2 separate regions of the Mus musculus genome follow, and region 2 is linked to region 1. Evidence: chromatin loops called from intact Hi-C (ENCODE). Cell type or tissue: heart. All regions are shown on one strand. Links, peaks and the distances in the headings refer to the core of each region. The heading gives the core; the rest is flanking DNA.

Region 1 (7,083 bases), core at 1,136-6,135:
GAAGACTTGAGGACAGTTTCAGCTGTCACTCCTCAGGTGCCATCCACCTTGTTTTTTGAGATAGGGTCTCTCACTGGCCTGGAATTCACCTGGAAGGCTAGAGTGGCTGACCATTGATCCCCAGGATCTGCCTGCTACGATTGTAAGCGTGGCACGCCCAGCTTATTTATTTATTTACTTACTTACTTATTTATAACCAGATTGTCTTTCGTTGAAATATTTTCTCTAGTTGCTTGTTAGCTAGCTGGGCATCCATCCCAGAAGGCTACTATTGATGTCACAGGGTGCCCATCCACATGGTAGCCTACAGACTGCAGTACTCAGGATCTCCTTAATACTTTCAGAAAGTTCTCTAAGACCAGTGTTGCATGTGCTGGACAATCAAAAGTGACACTTCCACTGTGTGTAATGTTCTTCTGCTTCTTTCTGTCTCTTGGTGGCTCCTTGAAGACTCTGATGCTCAGGCCAAGACAGAGGCAGAGGGCATCACCTCCATGCTGGCCTGTCCGTCTGGATGGTCAGTTTCACTGTCATTTTCAGACTGTTCCAGTCACTGGTTACCTTGGCAGCGTCATTACCAACTGTTTTTGGAGACAGACCCAAGGGACTGATCTTCGGGACCAGGCATATGTGTCGCCAACCTCACCTCAAGTACACAACTTTGATCCCATTGTGGTTGATGGAGGCGGCTGGTGTTGGATGAACCGGGATTCAGAAAGTTGCACTGCAGCCTCCTCTGAGCTGGAGACAGAAAGGGGCCATGACCAGCTTTCGCTATGTTTAAGGGATGACACGCGGGTCCCCATGCATAACTTCACCTCCTGAACTTTCACCCCGACCCTCTTAGCTGTGAATGGTTCTCCCTCCCTAGCTCCCCGCCCCCTGATAGCCTGGTTGGCCGAGCTCTATGGCCTCCCCCCTAGCTCCCCGCCCCCTGATGCCCTGGTTGGCCGAGCTCTATGACCTCCTCTAGCTCCCCGCCCCCTGATACCGTGGTTGGCCAAGCTCTATGGCCTCTGGTTCGGAAGGATCTGCTCGCTTCAGCCTCCTGAGCGTGAGGATTATAGGTGTGTGTCATTAGGCCTGGTCCTTTTTGTCTTTAACCACTGCCCAGTGTGATCATCATCCTCACTTATCTTTAGCGGTGAAGGCCCTTTGGCCCTGCCTTGCTGGAGTTCCACTTCATTGGCAGCATTACCAGCGCTCCAAGGACTTTCCAAAACCCCTTGTCAATCAGTCTCGGAGCCCTGTGAATTGGGAGGGGCTTCCATGTTTCCCGGAGCCCAGTCAGGGGAGGGTTGGGTAAACAAACACAAAATTTATTTGTATAGCAGTTTACAAACTAGAACTGAGAACTGAGTGTGGTGGTGCATGCCTTTGATTTCAGACCCTGGGAGGCGGAGGCAGATGGATGTCTGTGCGTTCAAGGCCAGTGTCTTAGGGTTTCTGTTACCGTGATGAAGTGATGAAAGCACCGTTACCAAAAATCTAGTTGGGAGGAAAAGGGTTGATTTGGCTTACACTTCCAGATCATAGTCCATTACTGGAGAAAATCAGGACAGGGACTCAAACAAGACTGGAACCTGGAGGCAGGAGCTGATGCAGAGGCCATGGAAGGATGCTGGTTAACTGCTTGTTTCCCGTGGCTTACTTTCCATGGTTTACTCAGCTGACTTCTTGTAGAGCCCTGGACCATCAGCAAAGGGGTGACACCGCCCACAATGGGCTGGACCCTTCCCCATCAATCACTAATTGAGAAAATGCCTTACAACTGGATCTTACAGAGGGATTTTTCTCAACTGAGCCTCCTTTTTCTCTGATAGACTTGTGTCAAGTCGACACTGATAACCAGCCAGTACAGCCAGCCTAGTCTACATGGTAAGAACTTGTCTCAAAAAAAAAAAAAAGGATGGTTGTGGTGTCTCACACCTTTAATCCCAGCCTTTAGGAGGCAGAGGCAGGCAGATCTCTTGAATTTCAGGCCAGACTGGTCTACAGAGTGAGTCCAGGACAGCCAATGGTTCTGTTACATACAGAAATCCTGTCTTGAAAAATAAAACAAAACAAGACAATAATTAAAAAAAAAAATGGAATCAAGGGCTGGAGAGATGGCTCAGCGGTTAAGAGCACTGACTGCACTTCCAAAGGACCTGGGTTCAATTCCCAGCAACCACATGGTGGCTCACAACCATCTGTAATGGGATCTGACGCCCTCTTCTGGTGTCTGAAGAGAGTGTACTCATATAGATTAAATAAATAAATCTGTTTTCAAGAACAATGGAATCAAGGCAAAGGGTAGTCCACACTTGTAACCCCAGCATAGCCAGCCCCCCAACCACATAGACCACCCCCCAACAGTAACGATTTTACGAACAGTATTATATGTATAGAAATCCCAAACACATAATACGCAGTATGAAGCCAGTTTTGCTTTCCTGTGATGTATTTGTTGCTGTAATATTCATGCATTACTCTGTGTGTGGTGTATGCATATGGTACATGTATGTGCATGTGATGTGTATGTGTGTGCATGTGGTATGTATGAGTGCATGCATTCTCAGACATAGAGCCAAGGGAAGACATCAAGTGTCTTTCTCTGTCATTTTTGTCTTTTTCTCCTGATCTCTTTGTGAACCTGGAGGCTGCTGGGGTTTGTTTGGTTTTGTTTGTTTGTTTGTTTGTTAGTCTGACTAGCCATGGAGCCCCAGCCATCCTTCAGTTTTTGCCTCCCACCCCCTCAGAGCTCAGGTTACAGGCCTGGCTTTTAGGGCTTCATGCTTGTGCAGCCAATGCCCTGACTGACACCCGTGCTGACTCCCAAGCTGATGCACTATTTTTAACCGAAGTCCATGGGTCTATTCATATTCCCCAGTTTCTTCATATTTCCCCATGTTCTCCTCTGCCCCAGATATCTGTCTAGGCTCTTCCATAACTCTGAGTCACCACAACTCCTCAGGCAATGACAACCTGTCTCTGATGACTCAGGTGGTTAAAAGCATGGCAGGTCAGTCTGTACTAGGGCTTTCCTCCACCCAGGGCTGCCCATAATTTTCCTCAGGGTGGGACTGAGACAGGGGGCTTGGGCAATGTCCCCAGGTCACCTTTGGAGTCCTCACTGTCAATCTGTTCTGCTCCGTGGCTCAGGACTGCTGATGTTGATACTGCACTGTGTTTGTTGTGCCTCTTCAGGATGGTCACCTCTGCTTAGCTCTGGGAAAGGAACAGGAAGAGTGGAGGTTTAAAGCCTCAGCTGGAACCTGCGCTGCTTCGGTGTAGGATTCTTTGTGAGAGCCTCATTGCCATCCATTGATTTAGTCACACGGGCTGGACTCTGGGATACTAATTTCATACTTTTGGCTATTCCAACACACACCCTTTGCTTATCTTTGTTGTTGCAATTGTTCAGCTTTGACCACAAGAGGGCTCTTTTGTCTGGGTTCTGTATTGCTTTGACATAATGTGTATGAGCGTTGTTTTTCTGAGTTCTTGATTTAGGCATTTTGGCTCATCTTTGGGCCTTTTCTGGCCTAGAACCTGCCACTGGCCCCATTTCTCTGTTTTGTACCTAACTAGTGGGTCTCTTTTTCTGGAGATGAGTAGGTTTGCGGGGGTGGGGTGGGGATGGGGTGCCCAAACTGCCTGTGGCTACATCCTCTCCATCCCTAAGCTCCTTACACTCTGCTCCGGACCCTAGGGCCAGCAGGACCCTGACTTCTCTTCCTCCATGTTGCATTTCTACCTATCTTTCAATTACTGTTCCTGGCTTTTGGCTTCAGTATAACCAGGAATGCCTGACATTTGGAAGAGAAGTAAAATGGACATTTGGATGAAACTCGGGGGCCTGGAGTCCTGTGGAACTGAAAGGGACAGCTACTGGGGCAGCCCCTCCTTGAAATTGAGTAATTTCACCTGCCCCTCCCCTCCACCCCCGCCGACTGTTCCCGCCGCTGGGCTACGCCCCTCTGCCCATGAATTCCGTGTTGTTAGAATGGCCACCAGGTGGCGCCGTAGACTGCTATTTGGACCCTGAAGTGCTCAGGTCCTCGCCCCGGGACAGGATCTACGCTTAGGAAGCCAGAATGCTCTGAAGAGGTGTTGGGAATGGGTGGCACATTTTCTGATGTGCTTGGCGCCTGGTGAACAATATCGGGAGGCTATGTCTATAGTATCCTCGAGTGCAGAAGTTCCTAGTCTCCAGGCAGCAGGAAGGGACAGGGTCCGTGGGGCGGGAGGGCAGGGGGATGGGAGAACGTGGCATTCTGAAAATTGCGCTGTAGGTCAAAGAAGGGGTGCGTGGGAATGTGTGGGGAACACACGGAGGCAAGGAAGGGGCACACAGGGAGCAAACCCGTTTGGATAAGGGCGGGGTGGGTGAAAGCTGGAGTTGGAGAGCTGTAGTGCACCCGGGTATGCAGGGACGTGGGAGGACAGAAGACTGGCTGCTTCCCAGCTTCCTGCCTCCTCTCTTCCGAGAAGTGACAGTGCCTACAGGGTGGAGCTAGTTGGGAAGGGGACCAAGCCAATGGGGGTTGAGGGAAGGAGATCTTAGAGAATGGGGGTAGGTAACCAAGCGATGACGGCGGGGGGGGGGGGGGGGGGGGGCAGGGGCGGGGAAATCCCTGAAGATGGGGAGGAGCAGAAAGAGGCCTGGGACTGTGGGGAGTACAGCATAGAAGCTGGGAAGAGGTCGAGAGAGATCCAGGGCTAGGTCTAGGGGTGAAGGCTTCTGGAGCGCTAACTCTACAGAGAAAGAAAGAAGGGCCCAGAGTACAGGAGGCAGCGCCACCCTTTTTCTCCCAGGAAGAATGTCCACTCTGTTTGTCCGGACCCAACTTCTGCCCTTGGCCTAAGAGACTCTGCCTGCCCTTTGAAGGACTGTGACATGTAGTTAGGTGCTCACTCCTCTTGGGGTTGGGGGGAGCCACATCTTTTGGCTCTCACTCAAAGATTCTTGTCTTCTGACACCTTCCAAGGACCTGGCAAACTCCCTGTTAACTTGGAGTCGGGTGGGGTCCATATATCAGACCGGAAGCCCTTGCAGTTGGAGATGTGGTGGCTCCCACAGGGGGGCTGGGATGGGAGTTGTTTCAGACTTAGGCCTCTCCAGGGCTGTAACTTCAGAAAGGACTCTCTGGCCTCTTTCCTTGCAGGCAGGAAACCACAGTGTCTCTTGGGAACCATATCCTTCGCACACTGAAGCAGAAAACTGTTGTGGCCACAAAACTAACTAAAGCTAGTTAGCGTTAGCACACTCTTTGCAGCAGCCTTTATCTTCCACTAACAAGTCACCCCCTATCTCTTGGTGCCAGCCTTAGAGCTTACCACCACTATTCACAATCGAGAGTCTATGTCTTTTGCTTTCACAGACTTGTGGTTCTTTGTCTCAATGGCTTGCCTACCATGCACCAGGCCCTTGGTATGATCGTCATGACAGCACAAAGAGGGTGTGGCAATAGACACATTGAATTCCAGCATTTGGGGATTTCTGCCCCACTCCCTCCCATTTAGCTCCGGAGTAAACAGCTCAGAGGTATCAGAATTTATTGACAAGCTGCAAGCCTAAGCTACGCAGGTTCTGGAATTATTATAACCCTGCTAGGCTATTAACAACCAGATAAGTGACCCATTATTTGCCAACTGAATCTTGCTCTGTTCTTCGTGTGTCCTCAGTGGGAGCTTCTCTTGGCCACAGGCTCATGGTCCATCCTCCCTCGAGGTGTCGTAGTGACATTCTTCTTCCACATCCTCTGTCCTTCCTCTCGTGGTCCCTACCCTGAGACCCTCCTTACTCGATCTCCAGTCCGACCTTCCTCTCTCTCCTGCCCAGTCACAGGCTCTAGCCTTTTATTACCCAATCAGAGATTGTTGGGGACATTCTTTACAGCACATTGGTTAATACAGTGCCCATGTACAGACTGTGACCTGATCATAGATAGAACTGAGCATCTAAACCTGCACACTACGCAGCGCACAAGACCAACCCCAAGGTCTTCGGGTCACCATCCTACGGCCTCCACTTTTATTTTATTTATTTATTCTTGGATTTCTTTTTAAAAAGAAATTTCTTAAGCCAGGCATGGTGGCACACGCCTTTAATCCCAGCACTTGGGAGGCAGAGGCAGGTGGATTTCTGAGTTCGAGACCAGCCTGGTCTACAAAGTGAGTTCCAGGACAGCCAGAGCTACACAAAGAAACCCTGTCTCGAAAAACAAACAAACAAACAAACAAACAAACAAAATTTTCTTACAATATATTCTAATCATGGTTTCCCCTTCCTAAATTCCTCCCAGATCTTCCCCAACCATCCAATTCCACATTCTTTCTCTCTCTCTTTAGAAAACAAACAGGTTAAAAAAAATTAAAACAACGCCCCCCAAATCTTCAAAGACGACAATTAAAAAATGTACACACGTGGTGAGATGGCTCAGCAGGTAAGAGTAGTGACTGCTCTTCCGAAGGTCCTGAGTTTAAATCCCAGCAACCACATGGTGGCTCACAACCACCTGTAATGAGATCTGATGCCCTCTTCTGGTGTGTCAGAAGACAGGTACAGTGTACTTATGCATAGTAATAAATAAATCTTTTTTTACAAAATGTACACACAAATAAAACCCATAAAACCACAAATTCAGAAATCATATTATACAAGCAAAAAGCCAGTAGGGTAAAAATGCCCAAACAAAGCAATATGAGACAAAGTCTACTACCATTGAGTTCCTTTGTGTTGGCCATTTACTGCTAAGCATGGGTCCTATGGTTATATGTGCTATCTCTATCTTTATCTATCTATCTATCTATCTATCTATCTATCTATCTATCTATCTATCTATCTATCTATCTATCCATCCAGTGAGACTCCATGGGAGGAAATTGACTTTTCATTTGGAAGCAGACGTCAAGTGGAGAGAGCTTTTGGTTAAGGTGGGAGTTTGTGTCCACTTTGCCTTCTCAGTGCTGGGACCCCATGTGGCTTGAAGCTGTGCAGGCCCTGAGCATGCTACCACGGTCTCCATGAGCTCATACGTGAGTCAGACCTCCTGGGTCTTGCCTGTTTCCTTGGTGTCATCCATCCCCTCTGGCTCT
Region 2 (7,083 bases), core at 1,080-6,079, 130 kb before region 1:
GTGAGTTCTAGGAAGTGAACCCAGGTCCAGAGAAGCAGTAAGTGCTCTTTTGTTTGTTTGTTTTGTGTTTTTTTTTTTTCGAGACAGGGTTTCACTGTGTAGCCCTGGCTGTCCTGGAACTCACTCTGTAGACCAGGCTGGCATCGAACTCAGAAATTTGCCTATCTCTGCCTCCCAAGTGCTGGGATTAAAGGCGTGCGCCACCACCGCCTGGCGCAATAAGTGCTCTTAACCACTGAGCCATCACTCCAGCCCTGGGAAGGTGGATTCTTATGCCGTTTGGGGTGACAGAATGAGATGATCATGTATGCTGTGACCCAACAAGGATACAGAGAAACGTAAAGTGTATTTGCTGCAGGAGAAAAAAAAAATCAGACAAACCAGGAGTAAAAGAACTTACTAAATGTTTGTATATTTATGCAATAGAATATTTTACAGTTGTTGAAATGAATAAACATCTATTAACATGGACAGATCTCACCCCACATTTTATTGTTCAGAGTAAGTAGCCTGCAGGAGGATGCACAGCACCCATTAAAGCTTGTCTGAGCCAGGTGTGGTGGGAGGCAGATCTTTGTAGGTTTGAGGCCAACGTGGTCAATAGTGAGTTCCTTGACAGGGCTACATAGAGAGACCCTGCTCCCCTAGCCTCCCACTCCACAAAAAACTCAAAGTAAATAAATAAGTAAAACACACACACACACACATTATGCTGGGCTGGAGGGGTGGCTCAGCCGGTACAGCACTCACTTGCTTTATAAATTCAGAGACTAGGATTGATGGTGCTCCTGAGGGTAACTTCAAGGCCATCTCAAGCCTCACATGTATATGAACATACATGTTCATATAAACATGCATACATTCTATGTTTGAAATATGCAACAAAACTCATCTGTGTGCCTGCTCGCATACCAAGTTTTCTCTAAGAAGTAGTTTTGAGACAGGATGTTCCCATGGGCATGTGGCTTGTCCTAAACTCACAGAGACCTTCTTGTCTCTTGTTTCCCAGGGCTGAGATGAAAGGCGTACATCAGCATGCTTGGCCAAATGCATGCAGCAACACCTGAGAACCTATCCCATGGAGTTGGACATGGCGGTGCACACCTTCAGTCCCGGCATTCAGGAGGCAGAGGTAGGTGGATCTCTACAGTTGGGGTCTACATAGTGAGTTGAAAGATAGCCAGGGTATGCAGAAAGATTCTGTCTTTAAAAGGAAGAAAGGAGGAGGGGGGAAGAAGAAGGAGAAGGAGGAGAAGGAGAATAAGGAGGAGGAGAAGAAAGAAGAAAGGAAAAAAGAAAGAAGGGAAGGGAGGGAGTGAGGAAGAGGAGGAGGAGGAGGATGGAATAATGAGACTATGGTTGATCTTTTATTTTTCCTCTTATCAAAAGATTTAACTTTGCTCTTTGTCTCGGGCCTGAGTTCGTAGGCGCAGCCAGCCTAGCGAGGTCAACATGCCGGTCGCCAGAAGCTGGGTTTGTTGCAAAACCTATGTGACCCCACGGAGACCCTTCGAGAAATCGCGTCTCGACCAGGAGCTAAAGTTGATTGGAGAGTATGGACTCTGGAACAAACGTGAGGTTTGGAGGGTCAAGTTTACCCTGGCCAAGATCCATAAGGCGGCCCGGGAGCTGTTGACGCTGGACGAGAAGGATGCCTCTGTTTGAAGGCAATGCTCTCCTGCGGCGGCTTGTTCGCATTGGGGTGCTGGACGAGGGCAAGATGAAGCTGGATTACATCCTGGGCCTGAAGATTGAGGATTTCTTGGAGAGGCGGCTGCAGACCCAGGTCTTTAAGCTGGGCCTGGCCAAATCTATTCACCATGCCCGTGTGCTCATCCGCCAACGTCACATTAGGGTCCGCAAGCAGGTGGTGAACATCCCATCCTTCATTGTTCGCCTGGACTCTCAGAAGCACATCAACTTCTCCCTCCGTTCTCCTTATGGTGGCGGCCGTCTAGGGCGAATGAAGAGGAAGAATGCCAAGAAAGGCCAGGGCGGGGCTGGAGCTGGTGATGATGAGGAAGAGGATTAATTAATACTTGGCTGAACTGGAGGATTGTCTAGTTTTCCAGCTGAAAAATAAAAAAGAATTGATACTAAAAAAAAAAAAAAAAGATTTAACTTTAACTTTTAAAAGATATTTTAGACTTATTATTTTGTGTCTACATGTGGTTTATATGCTTGTTATATATGTCTGCTCACCTCATACATGCTTGGTGCCTGAAGTCAGAAGAGGGCATGCAATCCCCTGGGACTGGAGTTACAGATGGTTGCGACCCACCATCAAACCCGGATCCTCTGGAAGACCAGAAAAACTCTTACCCACTGGCCTGTCTCTCCGGCCCTTAACTTTAAAAGATTAATTTCTATTATTTGTAAGGGTGTGTATGTGTGTGGGTGTAGCTGTCTGAGGCCACACATGTTAGATTCCCCGAAGCAGTTAAGTTGTCTGGCAGCAGTGTGGGAAACAACTTGAATTCTCTAGAAAATCATTAAGTACTTCTAACTACTGAGCCATCTCTCTAGCTCCTTATTCTTATTTATTTATTTATGATTTTGTGTGTGTGTGTGCCATGTGTGCAGGTGCCCTTGGAAATCAGAAGAGGGTATGGGGACACCTGAGCTGTACAGATGGTTGTGAGCTACCCTCAGTGGGTGCTGGGAACTAAAGATGGGTCCTCTTAGCAGCTGAGCCATCTCTCCAGCCCCTATTTTTATGATTTGTACATGTGTTCTTTAAGATTTATTTTAGCATGTGTATCATTCCTATCTGAAATATATATTTTAAAGATTTTTTAAAATTCTATATATGGAGCCAGGCGTGGTGGCATATGCCTTTAATCCCAGCACTTGGAAGGCAGAGGCAGGCAGATTTCTGAGTTCCGGGCCAGCCGGGTCTACAAAGTGAGTTCCAGGACAGCCAGGGCTATACAGAGACACCTTCTCTCAAAAAACAAAAACCAAAACAAAACAAAATTCTATATATATAACTGCACTGTAGCTCTCTCAGACACACCAGAAGAGTGCATCAGATCTCATTACAGATGGTTGTGAGCAATCATAGGTTGCTGGGAATTGAACTCAGGACCTCTGGAAGTGCTCTTAACCTCTGAGCCATCTTTCTGCCCACCCCCACGACCCCCATTTCCCCAAAAAGTCTTTTTTAAAGAAAGCTGTCTTATTGGATTTCAGAGGGTGATAGCCCCGAAATGTTGAGAGCAGGTGTGTTCTGGTTTCTTGAAAGAATACCTTTCCACATCTCCAGAATTCCACAGTCCCACTATAGCAAATACCACTCAGCTCAGCCACTGGAGAACAGCTGTGGGTGCTGCCGTGGCCTCTGTGGACCATTCACCTGTCAAGCTGAGGATCCTCCGAGGTTTCTGATGGATCGGGGCATGAACTTCATGATTTATTTCTAGTATTCCCACTTTCACGGGCAGCCTGGGTGGGTTTTCAGCGACGGACCTTTCCTCTCCTGGATGTTCAGCTTCATGTTCAGCAGGACTCATCGTCCTTGAATGTTGCCAGCTGGCGTCCACTAGAGGGAGCCAGAGCCCTTTACAGCTGGTCCTGCTCCTGAAATGGCTTCATTAATAGTAAAGAGCACAGAAGCAGCGCTGTGTTGCATTTTTTCTTTCTTTCTTTCTTTCTTTCTTTCTTTCTTTCTTTCTTTCTTTCTTTCTTTCTTTCTTTCTTTCTTTCTTTCTTTCTTTCTTTCTTTCTTTCTTTCCTTCCTTCCTTCCTCTCTCTCTCTCTCTCTCTCTCTCTCTTTCTATTAATGTTTAAATTTTTTTCTTTGTTGGATATTTTCTTTGTTTACATTTCAAATCTTATCCCCTTGCCAGGTCTCCCTCCAGAAACCCCCTATCCCATCCTCCCTCCCCCTGCCTCTATGAGGGTGCTCCCCCATCCACCCACCCACTCCTGGTTTCCTACACTGGCATTCTCCTACACTGGGACATCGAACCCTCACAGGACTAAGGGCCGCTCCTCCCCCCTGATGTCCAAAAAAGCCATCCTCTGCCACCTAAGTGGCCAGAGCCATGGGTCCCTCCACGTGCACTCTTTGGTTGGTGGTCCAGTTCCCGGGAGCTCTGGAGGGTCTGGCTGGTTGACACTGTTGCTAACCCCCATGGGGCTGCAAACTCCACCAACTCCTTCAGTCCCTTCTCCAACTCCTCCATCAGGGATCCCACACTCAGTCCAATGCTTGGCTGTGAGCATCCGCCGCTGTATTTGTCAGGCTCTGGCAGCAAGCACTTCCCGGCATCTACAATAGGGTCTGGGTTTGCAGTCTGTATTTGGGATGGATCCCCAGGTGGAGCAGTTTCTGGATTGCCTTTCCGTCAGTCTCTGCTCCACATTTTGTCTCCATATTTCCTTCTGTGAGTATTTTGTTCCCCCTTCTAAGAAGCACTGATGCATCCACACTTTGGTCTTTCTTCTTCTTGAGCTTCATACAGTCTGTGAATTGTATCTTGGGTATTCCGAGAAGTACAGTTAAAATTTGTGAACTTCAGATTTTAACATGCCATTTGTTACATTGAGGACTTGAAGCTGTGTTTTCTAAATTTATTTATTTATTTGGTTTATTTATTATTTTACATAAGAACACTGTAGCTGTCTTCAAACACGCCAGAAGAGGGCATCAAATCTCATTACGTGTGGTTGTGAGCCACCATGTGGTTGCTGGGATTTGAACTCAGGATCTTTGGAAGAGCAGTCAGTGTTTTTACCCGCTGAGCCATCTCTCCAGCCCCTTCTAAATTTATTTGTATTTTATGTAATGAAAATCAAATAACAGCATTGTATAATATTCCTCTACAACTTGTCAGTAATTTGGATTGAATTGTTAGTAGTTACTTCACAAAGTCTGCAAATTGCTGTTTAGGAATTGTTAGGTGAAATGTGTGCAGAAGAGGCTTGCTGGTTGTCCAGATGGCTGAAGCGTGGGATGCTGCAGGTAGCTCTGTGTAGCCCTGCTGTCCTGGAACTCACTTTGTAGACCAGGCTGGCCTCAAACTCAGAAATCTGCCTGCCTCTGCCCACCAAATGCTGGGATTAAGGGCGTGCACCACCACTGCTTGGCGAATATTCATTTTTTATTTTCTTTCTCTCTTAAACTCAGAGGAGCCACCGTGAAGGAAAATGCAACCCAAACTTAGTTCAGAAACAATGGTAACTCAACCTCTGTATGCAACAAATAAAACCTAATCTTGTAAGCCTTATTAAAATCTGATTCCGCAGGTGTTGAATCCTTGCAGATCCGCCATGATACTGGGGAAACTCTAGCAGCTACATCTTACCCCTCTGCTGTCCCCATTCCAAAAGGGCACCCTGTTTCACTTCTGAATTCTACCTGGTTTTGTGTGTTTTGTTTTTAAATATTTATCTATGTCTACTTGCATGTATGTTTGTGTGACAGAAGAGGGCATCAGATCCTGTTATAGATGGTTGTGAGCCACCATGTGGTTGCTGGGAATCAAACTTAGGTCCCCTCGAAGAGCAACTAGTGCCTTTAACCCTTGAGTCATCTCTCCAGGCCCTGGATTCTACCAGTTATATCTGCCCACACATGTCTACTTCCTCAAATTATGAGAATGTAATAGAAGATATAAAATTAAAAAATAAACATATTAAGGAAAAAATCCCATGAGACATTGAGCATTGGAAATATGGCTCACCTGAACTGAGATATCTCAAGAGCAATATAACCATAGGGCCTCAAGTATTGAGTATGAAAGAATGTGAACAATTACGTTCAATTTAATTTAAAAATACTGATTACATTCAGAAAGGATATTTTGGACATACTGACTTAATGAAGATTTCACCTGTTTCTTTTTAATTCCTCTTTAACATTTATTTAATTCTTTGTGTATGAATGTGTACGGGTGTGGGCATGCCACAGTCTGAGGGGAGATCAGAGGACAACTCTAGTCAGTTTTCTTTCCCCTTCATGTGGGCTTCCATAACAGAACTAGCTTGTTGGACTTGATGACAAGTGACTTTCTCAAGTGAGCCATCTCCTGCTTCTTCCCAAGTCTTCTCTCAGGAACTTTTCCTGCTATTAGGTCCTGTGACATCACATCTGTAGGCAGGCACCCTACGTTTCTTAAGACCATCCTGGTCTACAACAAATGCTAGTAACGCAATCAATGTGCCAGTGTCTTCATCTAGACCACAGGATTGTAGGCTGACCCATTTTCAATTTGCCTAGTAAACAAAATCAGTTTCCACCTCCTTGTTGAAGGTGTTCCACTGGGCTGTGAGGTTTCCTGTGTGTCTCTCTGCCTCCTACTTATAGATGAGGATATAAACTCTCAGCTACATCTTGAGGCAGGCAGGCCTGGCTGGCTCCCTGTTTGCTATGCCCCCATCTATGGTGATTAGGAACTCACCTTCTGCAACACACAAGTTTAAAATCTGTCCTTTATAAGTTGCCTTGAACATGGTATTGCACAGCAGTAGAAAAGTAAGACAATGAGAGACTCTGTCTGAAGGGAACGGGGTGGAATGCGGTCAGGCAGGTCACTGGATGTCTGCCTCCTATGCTCTCAAAACAGGCACACATACACGGCACACACAAACAAAAAAATAAAATAATCCAGAGACCAGATGTGGTGGCCACATAGTTTGTTCATATTTGTTCAAATAGAAATAATCAAGAAAGGCAGGGTAATCCCAGAGCCCAGGGAGGCAAAGGCAGGGCTAACTTGACTTCAATGCCAGTCTAGGCTACAAAGAGTGTTTCAGGCCATTAAGAGCTACGAGGGAGGCCTTGGCTCCGAAACAAACAAAAACCTCCAGAACACTTTTTGGCAGAGTTCCGGAAACACATTTATCACGTAGGTCAAAAGCGGGTCTAGGAATCGGCCAACAGTACCCATCAGTTTCTAACAATGAGGGCGTCAAGCACCCCTAAGAGCACCACCGCTTCACAGCCGGGTGGACTCCAGGGTAGTGCTACTCCGGCTGGACTTCCGGGTAGTGACCAGGCGGGTACCAAGCTTCCCTTCAGTCATCCAAAGTACCAAAGTACCACGTGAGCCCCGCCTGCACAACAAGCCCCGCCCCCCA

What was found. Peaks named below come from ENCODE experiments on the same cell type or tissue, not always from the same donor. Only the 100,000 strongest peaks of a DNase experiment are listed, where the experiment ranks them.
Region 2: it touches region 1 in a loop (7-fold over the local background); 9 of 42 quality-filtered maps call a loop at or near these places.

Annotation. Positions count from the first base shown.
Region 1 is chr7:141,045,348-141,052,430 of GRCm38, reverse strand. No RefSeq gene overlaps it. Among named protein-coding and RNA genes, the nearest start is that of B4galnt4, 12 kb to the left of the region's middle. In heart, for the core only: CTCF peaks have their summits at 3,399 (motif pointing right), 3,998 (motif pointing right) and 5,004; DNase peaks (open chromatin) are centred at 3,330, 4,010, 4,460, 4,970 and 1 weaker place; H3K4me3 peaks cover 1,408 bases; H3K27ac peaks cover 1,347 bases; H3K27me3 peaks cover 913 bases.
Region 2 is chr7:141,172,834-141,179,916 of GRCm38, reverse strand. Gm51459 (a long non-coding RNA gene) reads left to right here. Exons shown (of 3, transcript XR_003946684.1): 2 at 1-37; 3 at 1,010-1,270. It also overlaps a transcript of Rnh1 not described here and the pseudogene Gm5905. Among named protein-coding and RNA genes, the nearest start is that of Gm51459, 7.2 kb to the left of the region's middle. In heart, for the core only: CTCF peaks have their summits at 3,534 (motif pointing right) and 4,669 (motif pointing right); a DNase peak (open chromatin) is centred at 3,536; H3K27me3 peaks cover 1,063 bases.